Regions from separate parts of the Mus musculus genome. Here region 1 is linked to region 2. The links are chromatin loops, found by intact Hi-C in ENCODE. Cell type or tissue: gastrocnemius. All regions are shown on one strand.

Region 1 (8,000 bases), 120 kb after region 2:
ATGCCGATAATCCCAGTCAGGAGGCAGAGGTGGGAAGATCACAAGTTCAAAGCCAACTGAGCTACACAGGGAGGTGTGCCTTAAAGCAAATAAAATGTAGAATCAAATCTATGGATTGAAGTGTCCATCTGACCCCCAAAACCATCTTCCTGTAAATCAAAACAATGTTAATGTCTGGGCACTGTGTCCCAGCCAAGTTTACACATAAAATTAACCTTCAGAGCCTGTAAGAGCAGAGGCCAAAGGTGCGCACTCACTGACAGGCGTCTTCTTCTGGTCAACACTGAGCCTACCACCAGTCTGGGGCCAAAGACCTGCGTTATCTGCTGTTGGGGAAGCCTGCTAGAGAGAAAGATCACCTTCATACACACAAGTAGAAACATATCAGACGACTAGTAATGTCAAGAAGATTTTAGCATTAGCTCCCACTGCTTATGAAGTCTAACAAAGCCCCAGATACAGTGCTCAGAGACTACCCAGGTTGCTGGATTACCTTCTCAGCAGCTGGTCCAGACTCGCTGCAAGACCATGCAAATTCACTGTGTTTATCTTCTTAGAAGAGCTGTTTTTCCTCAACCTACCGATACCATGAAGCCTCCCAAACCACAAGGTCCACAGGTTATTCAACTAGTTTTTCTTTTCTTTCTTTTTTTCTTTTTTTTTAGTTTTTCGAGACAGGGTTTCTCTGTGTAGCCCTGGCTGTCCTAGAACTCACTCTGTAGACCAGGCTGGCCTCGAACTCAGAAATCCGCCTGCCCTTTAATCTTTTTCTTTTTTGAGACAAGGTCTCACACTTTAATATTTGAAATGTGTGATCCCTGACCTTGAAATGAGTATACTCACAAGTCCACTGCTTAAGTGAGCATGCTGAGGAGGAAGCCAGTCCCAGTATATCACAGGCCTTGTGACTAACTTTTCAATGCCTGCTCTGTTCTGAGAAGACACGGCTTTGGAAATAACTTCCATACTCTCCTTGCTTGCTATAGATCCTAAGTCTTTTTCTACCCATGTCTTGGCTATGCTTATTTTAGCTTGTGACTCTCATGTTACATCTTGCTCAAATCTCTCTGGATAGAGTTTGATTTTTGGTTGTCGTCGTCTTCTTCTTCTTCTTCTTCTTCTTCTTCCTCTTCCTCTTCCTCTTCCTCTTCTTCTTCTTCTCCTCCTCCTCCTCCACCTCCTCCTTCTCTTCCTCCTCCTCCTCTCTCTCCTCCTCCTCCTTCTTATTTTTTGTTTTATCCTCCTCGTCCTCTTCCTCTTCTTCTTCTTTCTCCTCCACTTTTTTCTCTTCCCTGTCTCCCTCTTCCTCCAAGACAGGGTTTTACTGTATAGCCCTGGATAGCCTAGAACTCACTATGAAGACCAGGCCTTGAACTCAGAAACAAGCCTGCCTATGCCTCAAAAACATGTGCCACCACACCTAGTGAGATATTGGATTTTGAGACAGGGTCTCTTGTATGGTTCATGCTGATCTCAAAATTGCTATGTAACCAAAGATGGCCTTGGACTCTTCTGGCTCCCAGCATTTCTGCATAAAGGGAATGTCAACATTAAATGGGGACATTTTACAAGCAAACATAAAACCTGACCATGTTAGAATGACAGAAGCTTCAAAAATAGACTCCATAGCTCAACTCTCTTTGTTTTAAAGATGAAAAAACATGAGGCTAAGGAAGGCTAAAAACTATACCCAGCTAGCTGGTGTGGGTAGCACTCAAGACCATCCGGGGCTACATGAAGAGATCCCAACTAAAAGGGGGTGGGGTGAGTGGGTGTCAATCTAAACACACAGTAGCATATCACAAAGTTGGAAAATGGGAAAAATCAGGATGGAAAGGAGTTTAGGGCTAAAAGTGTTCACACTGCTCAGTGATAGGTATACTCAGAATGCTTCAGGCCTTAGGTCTGATCTCCAGTACCACTAAGTAAAGCAAAAACCCCTTGTAAAAGGGGTTAGACCTCTCAAAAAAACAAAACAAAACAAACAAAAAACCAAACAAACAAAACAAAACAAAAAAGGGGGGGTTGGGGGGGTTAGACTTAGGTCCTTTGCTGCACAGGACTTCTGGTTCCTAAACTGAGTGCTCTCCAAGACTCTGCTGTTTCAGGACGAACTTGTAGATCTCGTAAGAAATTATGAGAATCTATACTATGAGTGTAATTACTGTTTCTAACAACCACGATGCTAGGGCTGGAGCCATGAATCAGTAGTTAAAGCAGCGGTTGCTCTTCCAGAGGACCTGGGTTCAATCCCAAGCACCCACGTGGCAGGTCACAACTGTCTGTAGCTCAGGCCCCAGGAGAGTCCATCACCCTTTCGTGGCCTCCGTGGATACCAGGCTTGAAACTGCTGTACAGAAGTAAGTGGAGGCAAAACACCAGTACACATAACAAACAACACAATTAAGAAAGAACAAAAGCGGGGCTGGCGAGATGGCTCAGTGGATAAGAGCACTGACTGCTCTTCCAAAGGTCCTGAGTTCAAATCCCAGCAACCACATGGTGGCTCACAACCACCCATAATGATATCTGACACCCTCTTCTAGTGCATCTGAAGACAGCTACAGTGTACTAATGTAAAATAATAAATAAATTTTTAAAAAAAGAAAGAACAAAAGCACAACGCCATGGAGTAAAAGACAAATCAACAGCCACGGGAGGGTCTGAGAAAGTCTGAGGGGCTGTGCACTCCTAAGACTGAACACATGGAAGGCTTTAAAAACCAAGAGCTTGCCAGGCGTGGTGGCGCAAGCCTTTAATCCCAGCACTCGGGAGGCAGAGGCAGGTGGATTTCTGAGTTCGAGGCCAGCCTGGTCTACAAAGTGAGTTTCAGGACAGCCAGGGCTATACAGAGAAACCCTGTCTCGAAAAAAAAAAAAACAAACAAAACAAAAAAACAAAAAACTAAGAGCTGCCAAGGTGACTCAGCAGCTGAAGCTACAGCCATCAACCCAAGCCATTAGCATGCCCAGGACCACATGCCTTCTGCACATGCAAAGAACTGAATTCTCAAAGTTCTCCTCTGGCCTGAACACAGATTTTGGTAGGATATGCACCTGCCTCATACATACGTGTACACACACACACACACACACACACACACACACACACGTTTTACATATAATAAGAAATAAGTTAGAAAAAAGCCCCAAATGTTTTTGCCAGTGCAGAGAAAGGATGCAGAAAACAAACTGAGCCACGCTTCCAATGTAATCTGTGAAACTACAGTTAACATGGCCCTGATAGCTCATCACTGTTTTCTAACCTTCCCCTCAGCATGCGTGTGAAGTTGCATATCTGTAAAAGGAGAACTAATAAAAGCACTGCTGTATCAAACAGGCCATCCTGCTTCCAGCCTGAGCCAAGCAGGGTCACATCCCCCAGGCACTCACTGCCAGAGCCTGGGATGGCTCTGACGTGGTTTGTTGGAAGTACATTCTTCACATGGTGCAGAGAGGTGAACTGGCTGACTGTCAGCATCAGTTACTCAGACAAACACTGAAAACCAGGGTATCAAACACCCAAAGCTGGGCTATGCTGGGCTATCTCTCCTGTCTCCTAAATGAGACAGGGGATTGTGCCAAGGGTACCTCAAACTCTGGGGCAGCTGAGTCTACAGGAACACACCATCGTACCTGTTGGGTAGATTGCTGCCCAGAGAGTCATTTCCTTAATCTCTGGACTCACCACAACAGGAGTCCTACAGTGTCCTCCAACTCCTGAGAAATGACCTTGAACTGCAGGCAAAGCTGGATCCCTTGTCATCCACTATTTGAACAACACCAGTGAATCTGAGCAACACAGCTCTTCTACTAACAAGGCATTCTGGGGGAGCCGCTGCTCCTGGCCAGTTTCCCTGGCAGTGATCCCAAGCCCTTGTTGCAATAACCTGTTTTAGCCATTTGGGGCCACTTCTTTAGAAGCTGCCTTGCATACTAACTATGAAGAAGCCCAACTAGCATTCTAACAGCCTGTCCTCAGCATCTTTATTTCAGGAAGGGAAAAAGCCCCAGAATGAGTTTGGAAAGCAATTAATTTTTACTCTTAGCAATTATCAAATATACTTTAATGCCCTATAAAAAAATTACTCTAAAAAGCTCTGTCACTAAGACAGCTGTTGGGTGCCCAGATTTCTTTTTTGTATGTTTGTTTGGTTTGGTTTTTTTGGCTTTTTTTGTTTGTTTGTTTGTTTTTCAAGACAGGGTTCCTCTGTATAGCCCTGGCTGTCCTGGAACTCACTCTGTAGACCAGGCTGGTCTTGAACTCAGAAATCTGCCTGTCTCTGCCTCCCAAGTGTGGGGATTAAAGGCGTGCGCCACCACCGCCCAGCTGGGTGCCCAGATTTCTATGGCAAATCAGATCATCACTAACTGGCCCCAGATAGGCAAGAGTTTTTTCCTTGCTAGTTTTCACTCTGTCTTAATACAAGATAGGCAGAATTCTCCATACCAAATGCAGAGAGAGAGAGAGAGAGAGAGAGAGAGAGAGAGAGAGAGAGAGAGAGAGAAATTCTTGCAACAGGGGATGTGTAAAAATATGATACCTGCATAAGCTTAAAAGCACCAGTATGTATTACTGACCCAGAGCCCTGTTTATGAGTGAAGCCACAAATGGTTTCGGATGAAATAAAAGCCACAAAATTGTGCAGCATACAAATATGCATACCTGTGTATTTAGGAACAGCAATTACCTGGAAACATAAACGGAACAGAATAAGGAGGACTGGGGGACCTGGTGGAGCTGGCACACGCCTTAATAATCCCAGCACTCTGGAGGCAGAGGCTGGTGGGTTTCCGTGGGTTTGAAGCCAGCTTAATTGCACAGAGTTAGCAGTCCAGCAGACAGAGCTGAGAAGTTTTGGGGGTTGGGGTGGTGAGAACTGTCAAAGGCTCCGTTCAGTGTATTTTGTTTTCCTACTAAGAATAAAGGTTTGCAAAACAGAAAAAATGCTACAACTTCTAAAGCAACTTGCTAACAAGTTTTGTCAAGGTGGAAACCTCAAAGGCAGCCTTCCCCACGAGGATTCCATCTTTGAGTTTCGGACCCTCTCCTGTTTCAGGCAGGCATTACAAGTGATTTTCTTCTCATCAGTCTCGGAGTAGGGGGTAGGGTGGGGAGCACGGGGCGGGGCAATTCCCTGCAGATTACTGATCTCACCCCTTTCCGACTCATAAAACTACCGGATCTAGTTCCAGTCCCCCATCTTCTTCGCTCGGGGCTGCAGAAAAACAAAAGGGGGAGGGGAGTGGGGGAGTAGAGGAAGCATGAACTCTGAAGCCATCTCGGAAGTCCACAGCTGGAAAACAGCCGGAAAATCCGCCGGCAAGAGCAGACCCCTAGAGCACTTCTCTGGGATGCGCAACTCCGCCGTGGGCAGAGGCCTGGCTCCATACAGCCAGATTCCAGACAACGTACCGGTGGGGGACTGACTGCGGTGGAAGACAAGGGGCCACTCAAAGCCATACTTAGGGACTGGGGACTGCGGGCCGGGGAGCAGGGGGATGGGTCTCAATTAAAACGAAACCCGAAAGAGAGGGTATGCACCGGTCCTTCGAAGGAGGATGCATAACTCTACTGTCTCTTCATTGGTCGCAGGTGACCGTGGTGCAACAGGGACCAGGCCCGTGGGCGATACTTGGGAGGGGGGGGGGGGCGGGACCCGCCCTGCCCTGGGCTCGGTCTCCCTCCCAGGGAGGGCGGGCTGCTCACCTTGGGGTCCCGCTCATAGTAATGCTGCTGCGTGCGGATCCAGCGGCCCACTAGGTGGTCGCGAACTGTGTGTGCCAGAGCGAAGAAGTAGTCGCGGGGCGTGGCCACATTGCGGTCCTTGACCAGCGTGAAATGCAGGTGTCTGTTGAAGCTCTTCCGCACCTCGGCCACGTCGCCCAGCCCCGCGATGCCACGCACGCTGATCTGCTTCTGCCTCTCACTGTCCGTCAACGGCTTCGCCATGGCGCCAGAAGAGGCAGAGGACAGGGTACGGCCCTGGAGCGAGCAGAGAAGACTCTAGCGCTGGGATGCTGCGGTGTCTCTGGCGCCAAGGACTGCAGCGGAGGCCGGCTCATACGGATTGCGCCTGCGCTTTGCGAGAGGGCCGGGCCCTGTGGATGGGCGTGGGCTGATCTGGAGGCGGAGCCTCGGAGAAAGAGCCCGTCAATCAGGCTGTTTCAGCCGGGAAGAGAACGTGGACGCTCGAGGGGAAATGGTTTATTCCTTTACTGGTGTGTCTGGGGCTGGAAAAACCGGACTGCAGCTTCCCCATACCTAAGATTTACCACTTTTATGAGGCAAAAGTAGAAACCGAACCAGTGGCTGCGCCTGCCACACTGGAAGGCAAACTCTTGCCATTCAGGGACTTCCTGGAGTTTCCGGGGCTGCAGGGACTGGCTCTGCACAGAATCACCAGATGCCCTTTTTAGGACTGCATTGGGTGCTCAGGTGTAGCTGAGCTCTGTTAAACGTTCAGAGAAGTGTGCACACGCTTGACAGACAGCCCCCAATACCTGCTGGGACTCGTCGCCAAGCTGACAGGTGGTTCTGAAAACACACGCAAGAAAAAAACGTTGTTTGTGCAAAAACTAAAAATTCATAAGTCATATCAATGTTTGTGCCTCCATGACACCACTTCAGCTCTGGAGAACAAACTGCATGGAACTCCTCAAAATACAAATCGCCAGTCTAGGCTGCAGTGACAAACACAAAAAATCTGCTGCAAATTAAGTATACAGCATTCTCTCCAAGGATGGGCAGAGGCTACTATCAATCACAACCTTTCTGGTTGTTAAAGAAAAATTCCATCCAGAAAGAAGTCAGCCATGCACAAGGAGAAGAAGGAGAAACATTTCATTGGTGAGCAGGGAAGCAAGCTGAGGTTCTGAAAGGGTTTAGGCCAGCCCAAATTTCTTACCGTTTATAGGTCAGGAGGCAACACTGCCTGCCTAGGGGACCATCTCAGAGTGGTCTCTGAATCCCTTAATCATTAAGGGAGTTTAGTTAGGAGTGTTTACAGCAACATAAATTGCAGAAACAAATGGTTTTATATAAGAATACATTATAATTTCAATAATATGTATCAGGCAGGTAGCAATAAAAAGGCATACAGGAATTGCAAATAACAGTAGTCTTGGACTGTAAAAGAACTTTTCTCTTAGCAAACTGTAAGAGGAGGTTCAGCATGACCTTAGTCCTCTGTGACAACCTTCCCTTCAGGCAGTTTTGGCAAATGTTTGTTTTCCAGATAAAGGGTGGGTGGTTTTTTTTTTTTTTTTTTTTTTTTAACAAGGCAGGACTCAACCTACCTAAGTAAAACTTTAATCCAATTGACTCCTACATAACCAGACACCAAGCTATCATAAAATTATACAGACATACATTCATACATGAATATATATAGTTTTTGAAGGAATACCCTATAGCTAGAGATCAGCCTCTCTGACAGAGACACATAACCCTTCACCATATGTGGGGAGCAGCTTTCAAAGCTGCCGCTTGGCACTCTTTCCCAGGGAGCTCTGGGATGAGACCCTCTGGTCATCGATATACAGTGCTGCCTCCTGTAAACTCCCTTGGCCCCAGAAGAACTGCCTTCCCTTGTTGTGGAGACGCTTTCCCCACATAGTGAGGTCAGTGACTTGCCTTCATTTGCCTCTTTAGGTTAGCTGATGGGGATGCAGACGGTCCTGCTTATGGAGATAAAGGTTGCCACAGGGGATGTCATAAAAGTCCAGGTGTAGGACTGGAGGTGTAGCTCAGTAATAGTGTGGTTTGCACAATGGATACCCTGCATTCCAGTGCCAGTTCTAGAAAAGGCAAATTAAGTTGTTCCTGGTTTGATGATTCCAAAGTTAATTTACCTCAACCTCTACTCAGTGGCAGACTTCTTGGGAGACAACACACTGGAATGTTTTCCCCTACTCTTGCTCTGATTTGGAATTCATTCCACACTTTTTCCTTGGGATTCTCAAGTCAGCAAGATCAAATTTCAGCCCCTGATGGCAGGG
Region 2 (8,000 bases):
TCTTGATTTGCCTTCTGTTTCTGTGATAAGACACCATGACCAAAGATAAACTAAAAAGGAAAGGGCTAATTTCAGCTTGCAGTTGTAGTTCCATGCCATAAAGGGTATTCAGGGCAGGAACTCAGAGATCCTGGAAGAAGGCTGCTTACTGGCTTCCCATGGCTTCCCAGGCCTTGGGGTGACACTCCCCTTAGTGGTCTGGGCTGTCCCAAGTCAATTATTAATTAAGAATACTCCTACAGAGTGGCCAAGCGATTCTGATGAAGGCAGTTCCTCAAGATTCCCTCTTCCCAGATATAATTACGTTTGTGTCAAGTAGACAAAAATTCTCTAACCTTCACAACCCAAGATAAAACCATACCATAAAACCTACTTGTTTCATTCACACCCACACCCACCCCCTTTGAAATTGGGTCTTACTGTGTTGACCAGGCTGACCTCAGAGTCATAGAAATCCACCTGCCTCTGTCTCCTGGGTGCTGGAATGAAAGGTGTGTGCCACATTGCCTTACTATTTAGCTGATTTTTGAAAAAAGTGTTAACGTCTATAAAACAATAATAGATTTTTGTCTTGTTCTTTTGCAAATGTAGCTAACAAGACTGTTAGAGTAACTGGACAATGTTGAGAGAGGTGTTTCAGAGAGAGGTCCTGAGACAAACTGTTCTTCAAGTGAGAGCTTTGCTACTTATCAATTCACATACAGTATGGTAGGGCTCTGAAGAGGGGTACTTCGGTTCCACCAAACTAAGCAGAGATCCTAGAAAAAAAGTTGCAGAGGGAGGAGGTGGTCCAAAGCCACAAGGTAGTAGGCATGGAAAGTACCTCATGCTACATGCTAGCTGCTTAAAGTCAGTTTGCCTCTATTTCTGGGTCAGCTGGGGAAGGCAAGATTTTGTGACTTCAGAGTCAAAGCACTGGTCTGTCATATTCCTGTAGCTGTTCCTGGAGGAAGGGAGGCTGCTTGGAGTGTGGCGTGATCTGTTAAGGCTGCAAACAGGACAATGCCCCCACTTTAAAAAGAAACCACTTGTTGAGGTGTTTGTTGTGCCTCATGTCTGTAATGCTATCACTCCAGGTGCTGAAGCAAGAGTATTCCAGAGAGTTCCAGGCCAACCTGGGCTAGAGTATGAGACCCTGTCTCAGAAAGCAACAGATAGGTAAGTAGGTAGATAGCTAAATAAATAGGGATTTTCTTTTTATGTCAATTAGGGATACTTAGGTACTATAGTGTCTATTAAACTCTCAAAATACTGCTATAGGATTATGATTCACAAACCAGTAGTTTCATCCATGTCTAGTTTCAATTTCAGCTAGGAGGTGAGTCTTTTATTGACCTTTAGACTTCTTTACTTTTAAAATGGGAACAGTAGAATACCCATGCGCAGCCTTGATGATTCTATCTTTCCTTCAGCAAATATTTATGAAGTGTGTACTATGAGCCAAGCATTGGTCCGGATACTGAAGATAATGCAGTAAACAAGGTCCTTTCTTGGAGTCTATCTTGCAGTGTGGAAAACATCAATACAGATAAAGATGTATCAATGTCAAGTATTTTGGTGCTACGCACTAGCCAGGATAAACCCAGAAAGGTGAACGCAGCAAAAATGAGAAGGTCTGAGAGTTCTGAGTAAGTGTTCGGCAAACATAACTCTCATAGGGCAGGGGTGTAACTCTGTAGATAGTAGGCTTTAGGAAGGCAGGGTTTTTCAACAAGAATCAAAGTGTAAAGGTCTTGGGGAGGGGCTGTGTAGCTTTGTGAAGGACCATGAGAGAGGCAGTGATCCTGGGAGAAGTTTGATCCTGAGAAGTGGGGCTGGAGCTCTGTCAGGTAGGCTATTGTAGAGCCTTTTGGATACAAGCTTCCAGTTTTGAGAGAGGTGGGAACCAACCAAAGGGTTTTTAGTGACAGATTCAGTTCTGTGGCAGATGTTAGACAGAAGGAAGCAAAACAAAAGTGAAGGCAAGAGGCCTCTTAGACCTTTAAGGAAATCCAAGTGAGGAATGATGGCTGTTTGTTTGGTCCAAGGTGGGGATTGGTGGAGGAGATAGGAACTGGTTAGAGGCTGGATTTTTGATACAGGGCTGATGTAAAACTTGATGACGGGTGTGGTGTCATAAAAAAAGAAAAAAAAAAGGAAAAATCAAGGATGAAACCAGAGTCTTGACTCCAAGAAAGCCAAGGATGGAGTTCCCATTCATTTCTTGGGAGGGAAAGGGGATGAGCTAGGAGGGTTGAGTGCCTATTAGACGTCAACAAGAAGTAGAACATTTGATAAAGAGCCTTAGATCTAGAAAGGGTATGACCCAGAGATACAATGGGAGCGTACCCAGTGTGGAAGCATATTTAAACATTAGGAGACCAAGAGATAAGGATCATATTGACAAAATCTAGCTCTACACCCTCTCTGTCTCCTCCCTCCAGTTCTTCCCCTCCTCCTCTTCTTCCTCCTCCCCCCCCCCTCCTCTGTATAATGGAACCCCAATCCTCAGGTATACTGAGGAAATGCTATCACTGAGCTATATTCAGCTCTTTTTATTTGTGTTATTTTGAGACAGAAGCCGCTAAATTGCCTGGGTTGGCCTCCAATCTGCAACCCTCCTGATGTCAGCTTCTGTAATAACTTCAGGCATGTCCTACCAGGGCTATTTGTTCTTTTGTTTTTCTATAAAGATTTTATGACTGATAGGTCAAAACTATCTTTAAGCATTTAATTTCCTTTTTGAATATTCAAATCTATAGTACTATTTTGTTGATGTTTTAAAGACTGTAGATATTCATACAGTATGAACATAGGTTATAATATAGCAAAAATGGTAAAGAAATTCTTGAATTGCAAGTTGTAACTATCATTACAAAGGCAACAACATAATCCATTACATTTCTAAGTTCCTATTAAATCTTTATCAGTTGCCAATATTTTTCAAACTGATTACATGCATGTTGAAATTACAAAAGTAACTCATTAGTAAAATGCATGCTATATCAAACAAAACAAAAACTATTAAAAGCTACAACGTGTCCTTTCATTTTTTTTCAGGTGGATTGAATTATTAAATTTGGATGTCAGAGTGCAAATTCCTCTTTGAAACGGATTTCCTTGCCTTCTTACCAGTCCTAATCGTTCTTATGAAGATCCAAACTTTAATAGAAGACTTCAAAGCATACGCAGGCAGTTCATTTTCTTACATTCAGCGAAAGAAAAAGTGAATATATGGGAGGCAGAGGCAGGCGGATTTCTCAGTTCGAGGCCAGCCTGGTCTACAAAGTAAGTTCCAGGACAGCCAGGGCTACACAGAGAAACCCTGACTCGAAAAGACAAAAAAAAAAAAAAAAAAGTAAATATAAACTTGTTTAAACAATACATTAGCTACTGGAGTCTCTCTCTCTCTGTAAAGCTTTTTTGTTGAGTATATCAAATCTAGAGAACATCTGGGGCTCTAGCTTTTTAGGGGCGCCAAATGCCCTAAAGAGGGAGTAGAGAGAGCCTATTTTGCCCAGCAAACGGAGCTAGTGCCCTCAAGGACTCCCTAGCACCCTCCCCATTCGGACCACTTAGATCTTAGATAGGGCCTGCCTCAGTTCGTAGGCAGAGGGCACCTGAGTTGCACCTAAAGCAACCCAGCAGGAGAATCCAAACTGGCCCTAATCCGTTTCGTAAACGCACTAAGACCCTTCAGACTAGCCCTGCCCTGAAAATGACCCGCAGTTTCAGCTTATTCCGCCCTTCTCCAAGATGGCTGTGGCTGGCGCTGGGGATGCTGGGCGCGCTGCTTGTGAAGCGGAGCTGCCGGGGGCGTGTCTGGGGCGGGGCTTCCTGGACTCGTGCGCTGATTGGCCGCGGTGGCCGACCGGCCTCCGGCGCTGGTCCATAGCGGGCGCCGCGGCCTGGGGCTGGGATGTGACCCGCAGTGGGCTCCCGGCTCCGGGTGGTGACGGCTGTGAGCGGCGGCGACTGCAGCGAGGTCGGCGCAGGCGGGCGGGCGAAACCAGGGCGCCGAGAGCTGCTGCCGACAGGGCCGCGGGATGAGGAAGCGGACCGAGCCCGTCACCTTGGAGCATGAGCGCTGCGCCGCCTCAGGCTCGTCCTCCTCCGGCTCGGCCGCCGCGGCGCTGGACGCCGACTGCAGCTTGAAGCAGAACCTGCGTCTGGCGGGCAAGGGGACGGCAGAGCCGCACAGCGCATCCGACGCGGGCATGAAGCGGGCGCTGGGCAGGTGAGATGCGGTGCAGACACGCGCGGGCCCCTCACCTGGAGGGCAGGTAGTCCCAGGCTCCCACCTTCAGAGATCTGCTGCGGGAGCATCACACGGTTCCATCCTCCCGGCGTCCTCTTCGACCCTTCTAAAGACTACCTCCCCTCGTCTGGCCCGCAGGGACCGTCCAACCCCATTCTTTCCTCCAAACATCTGCCTCTGGAGCTCTCCTTCAACCCCCATCTCACCCTCCCACCCCCTCCACGAGCTGCTCACTAACCCACCCAGCACCCTGGCTGGCATCCTTATCAGGTTAGCCTGCAGAGATACTTAGTGGTTGAGTCCATAGTAATCAGGGGCCCAGTATTCCTGACTGGCTCTGGAAAGAGTCTCCCGAGGAGTTTGAAAGGCTGCCCTTAAGAAGAGGACCACGCAGGGTGAACGGCAAGACCAAAGACCCTGCAAGTGCTCTTAGCCAGTTCACCTGCTTTGCCTTGACCGTATATGGAGCTCAGTAGCAACTCTCCTGTCTGGTCCTTCCCTTCGCTAGCTAATCGCAGGTCAGAGCTGCATTCACCGACCCCCTTTCAAGGGTTAAGCCGTTTTCAGAATCCAAAGGAAAGGATGGATGGATGCATCCATTCTCAGCTGTTGGAGAGAACTGGTGGTTGTCTATGCAGGTAGTTAGTTACAAAGCACTTGAAATCTGCACAGGAATTGGTCATTGAAAATTACTCTGTAAGGTCCTGGAATCTTCTGGGATTGGTCGGTGAGTTAGACTTGCATCCTTCTTTTAGGATGGAGAAGAGGCAGTTATGTAAAGCTGATCTCAAAATTGAGTAGCCTGTTTTATATAGGAATAGGTTTCTTTCCCTCTATCTGGTTTCTTAATTTGATAGTTTGTAGACTATTATCTCTGTTGGCAGTTTTGAAGCCTTGATAGTGTATGACCAGAAATATTAGTTTGCAATGTTCCTAAGTCAGGAGTTGTAGCAGTCATTTCTTTTTGCATCAATTGATCGTTTGTTGTATATGTTAAACATTTACCCAAGAAAGAAAATCAGAGCTTGAAGCTCTGTGCTTAAAAGATCATGAACTTCAACTACCGAGATCTTTAAGTCAGTGATTCTCCATCTTGCAGAAAGACCAGAACTGGCTGTTTGTAGGTAAAATTTACTACCAGAGCGTGGGTGAGATTGCTGATCTGGGGAAGGCTCCTGCCATCAGGCCTAATGACCTGAGATCTATCCTTCTTGTGACTTAATGGTGAAAGGAGAGAACTGTCTCCCATAAGTTGGCTTTTGACCTCCATGCAGACCACCTCACATACATGCACACAAAATAAATGGATAGCATGTAATTAAAAATGAACTAGCAGGTGATCAATCTTTTGAAAGACTTATGTACTCTTTACTTTGTCTTAAGAAAAGTTTACCTTCTTTAAAATCCCTTGATAATTCGATTGCACTTTTATTCATATGCTTTGCATATAGCTTAGATAACTTAGAAATTCTTTCGTTGAAAAAAAATCAAATTGCTATGTACAGCCATGTTTGGGAGGCCAGCAGGAATACTGCTCTGACACCTTCCTTGCATTAAAAGGACCTGATTGATATTGTAGTACAAAGAGAATCATTCAGATGGTGCCCACATCCTCTGAATGAACAGAGGCTTTGGGGGAATAAAGCATAATGAAGGAAGGCCAGATCGGACCGGACCATTACTCCATAGTTGTTTTCCCCTGTTGCCTTGGCCAGGCTTTCTGGCGCTTCACTCAGGCCAGCCCAGCGCAGCCCTGTTTACCGTCTTACTTACCTGACTTTGTAACGCATGAATACTTGTTGAGTTGTTTTACCTGTCTCCTCCCCAACAAGAATGGAAATGCAATGAGAGTAGGTTGCTCTCTCCACCTCTGCATTCCCAGGGCATGCCAAGAGATAGCAAACAAACAAACAAGCAAACAAATAAAATTTAAAAAGCCCGTTGAGTAAGTGAGTATCTACGGAATAAATTCCTAGAAGTGGAGTTGCTGGCCGGAGGGTGTGTTGATAACTAGCAGGTAAAGCCAAAGTCCGCACTGAAGAATTAGTACTGATCGTGACCTCTGTCAGTGTAGGTTGCCTGCTCCTAAGACATTTGGACCTTGCTTATTTCTTTTAACTCTTCTTTTTGGATACTTGTAGCGACATGCAAGTGGATAAAATCTTCTGATGGCCCTCTATCTGTCACACACTTTTAAGCTGTCACTGTTTAGCATCTAGAATCATTCCTCTTCTCGCCATTTTTTCCCCTCAGGGTGGGAACTAGACTATTTTTGAGCAGATTTTATTTATAAGTACTTTAGAATTACTTGAATGAAAAGAAGTGATTTGAAACAATGTAATAGTGGGGTATCATATATCAGCTATGTATAACATCCAGTCTGCACAGCCATTTCCTAAAATCTCAGAAATGCCTTACTGATTACTTTATCTTAAAATTCTGTTTTTCTTTTTCTTTGTTCCCTATGTACTTCCTTTAGAAAAATTCTATACACTCTTTTTATTTATTTATGATTTTGTGTATGTATGATTTGTGTGTGGAATTACTTGTGTAATGTAAAGGTCAGAGGACAATTTCAGGAAATTTGTTTTCCCTTCTACTTTTATGTAGGTTCTGCTGTTGAACTCAGTTCTCCAACACCCCTTTACTGGATAAGTCATCTTGCTGGCCTCTCTCCTATGCATTTTTATCCTAATTATTTCTTTTGTTGTTGTTGTTGAAAATAGGATTCTTTATCATAGCATGTATTCTTATTGTTTTAGCTCATAACTAGTAACATTATTTCTCATGGTTTTTACAGTCCATTCTCTTTGGTCTTCTAAGTCTTCTGTGATGACAACTGTAAGTAATAAGAATTTTGTCCCTTGTCTTCAAATTTTTATGTCACTTGTTTCCGTCTCTTTCCTGATGCATGGTATATCCTGACAGAAAGCCAAGTACTATCCATGATTCTGGACATCTTTGACTAGTCCATGACTTTACTGACAGCCAAGAACTGTGGGTGATACCGGGTACCTTGACTAGTTCATGACTTTATTACAGTTAAGTGCTATGTCTGATACTGGGCACTTTCATGCTTTTACTGATAGTGTTTTTGATGGTTTGTTTGTTTGTTTGTTTTTGGTTTTTGCCATTAAATGTAATGCTAGTTCTTTTGCTAAGGAGTTTGTTGCTGGTGTTTTTTTTTTTTTTGTTGTTTTGTTTTTTTTTTTTAATGGTAGCTGGATTTTTAAGTGCCATTTGTGTGGGGTGGTTTTTTTTTTGTTTTGTTTTGTTTTTTTTAAATATGGTCTAATCAACTTAAAAACAAAACCAAAAAATCCCACTGTAGCTAATTCAGATGGAAAAAAATTTGAGACCAAAAGCCCCCATTTTGTTTGTTTTAAGTTCTGGGTGGGCCAAAGGGTGATTTTTTTTTGAAGGTAAATATTTGATATAATTAATATAGGAACCCTATGCCCTGGGAAGAGGAATGATAATAATTTGCTTTGTCTGATGAGCAGAGATGGGCAGATGAAGGATTTTGTAGGAGTTTCTTTTTCTTCTTGTAACCTTGGAATTCTTGACAGTGCATAGAAGGTACACATGTTCTAACTTGGACCCTGAGAAGACACGTATTCAACCTACAGGGATGGCCTTTCTTCTCCCAGACTTTCGACCAAATCTAGGGATGGACAGATACAATGAGCTGCATGGGAGGTTTCGTAGTCTTATGACTCTTCATGTAAATACCAAGGAACACAGTCAGCACCTCCCATTTTTC

The links. Peaks named below come from ENCODE experiments on the same cell type or tissue, not always from the same donor. Only the 100,000 strongest peaks of a DNase experiment are listed, where the experiment ranks them.
Region 1: it touches region 2 in a loop (2.0-fold over the local background); 5 of 42 quality-filtered maps call a loop at or near these places.

The regions. Positions count from the first base shown.
Region 1 is chr2:150,784,820-150,792,819 of GRCm38, reverse strand. It overlaps Pygb (brain glycogen phosphorylase), which reads right to left and starts at 6,024. Exons shown (of 20, transcript NM_153781.1): 1 at 5,710-6,024. The coding sequence starts at 5,952. Gm30141 (a long non-coding RNA gene) reads left to right here and starts at 6,068. Exons shown (of 3, transcript XR_375102.4): 1 at 6,068-6,849. In gastrocnemius, a CTCF peak has its summit at 3,907; DNase peaks (open chromatin) are centred at 3,461, 3,858, 5,420 and 6,074; H3K4me3 peaks cover 2,641 bases; H3K27ac peaks cover 2,533 bases.
Region 2 is chr2:150,900,573-150,908,572 of GRCm38, reverse strand. It overlaps Abhd12 (abhydrolase domain containing 12), which reads left to right and starts at 3,842. Exons shown (of 13, transcript NM_024465.3): 1 at 3,842-4,216. The coding sequence starts at 4,026. In gastrocnemius, a CTCF peak has its summit at 3,526; a DNase peak (open chromatin) is centred at 3,819; H3K4me3 peaks cover 2,191 bases; H3K27ac peaks cover 1,858 bases.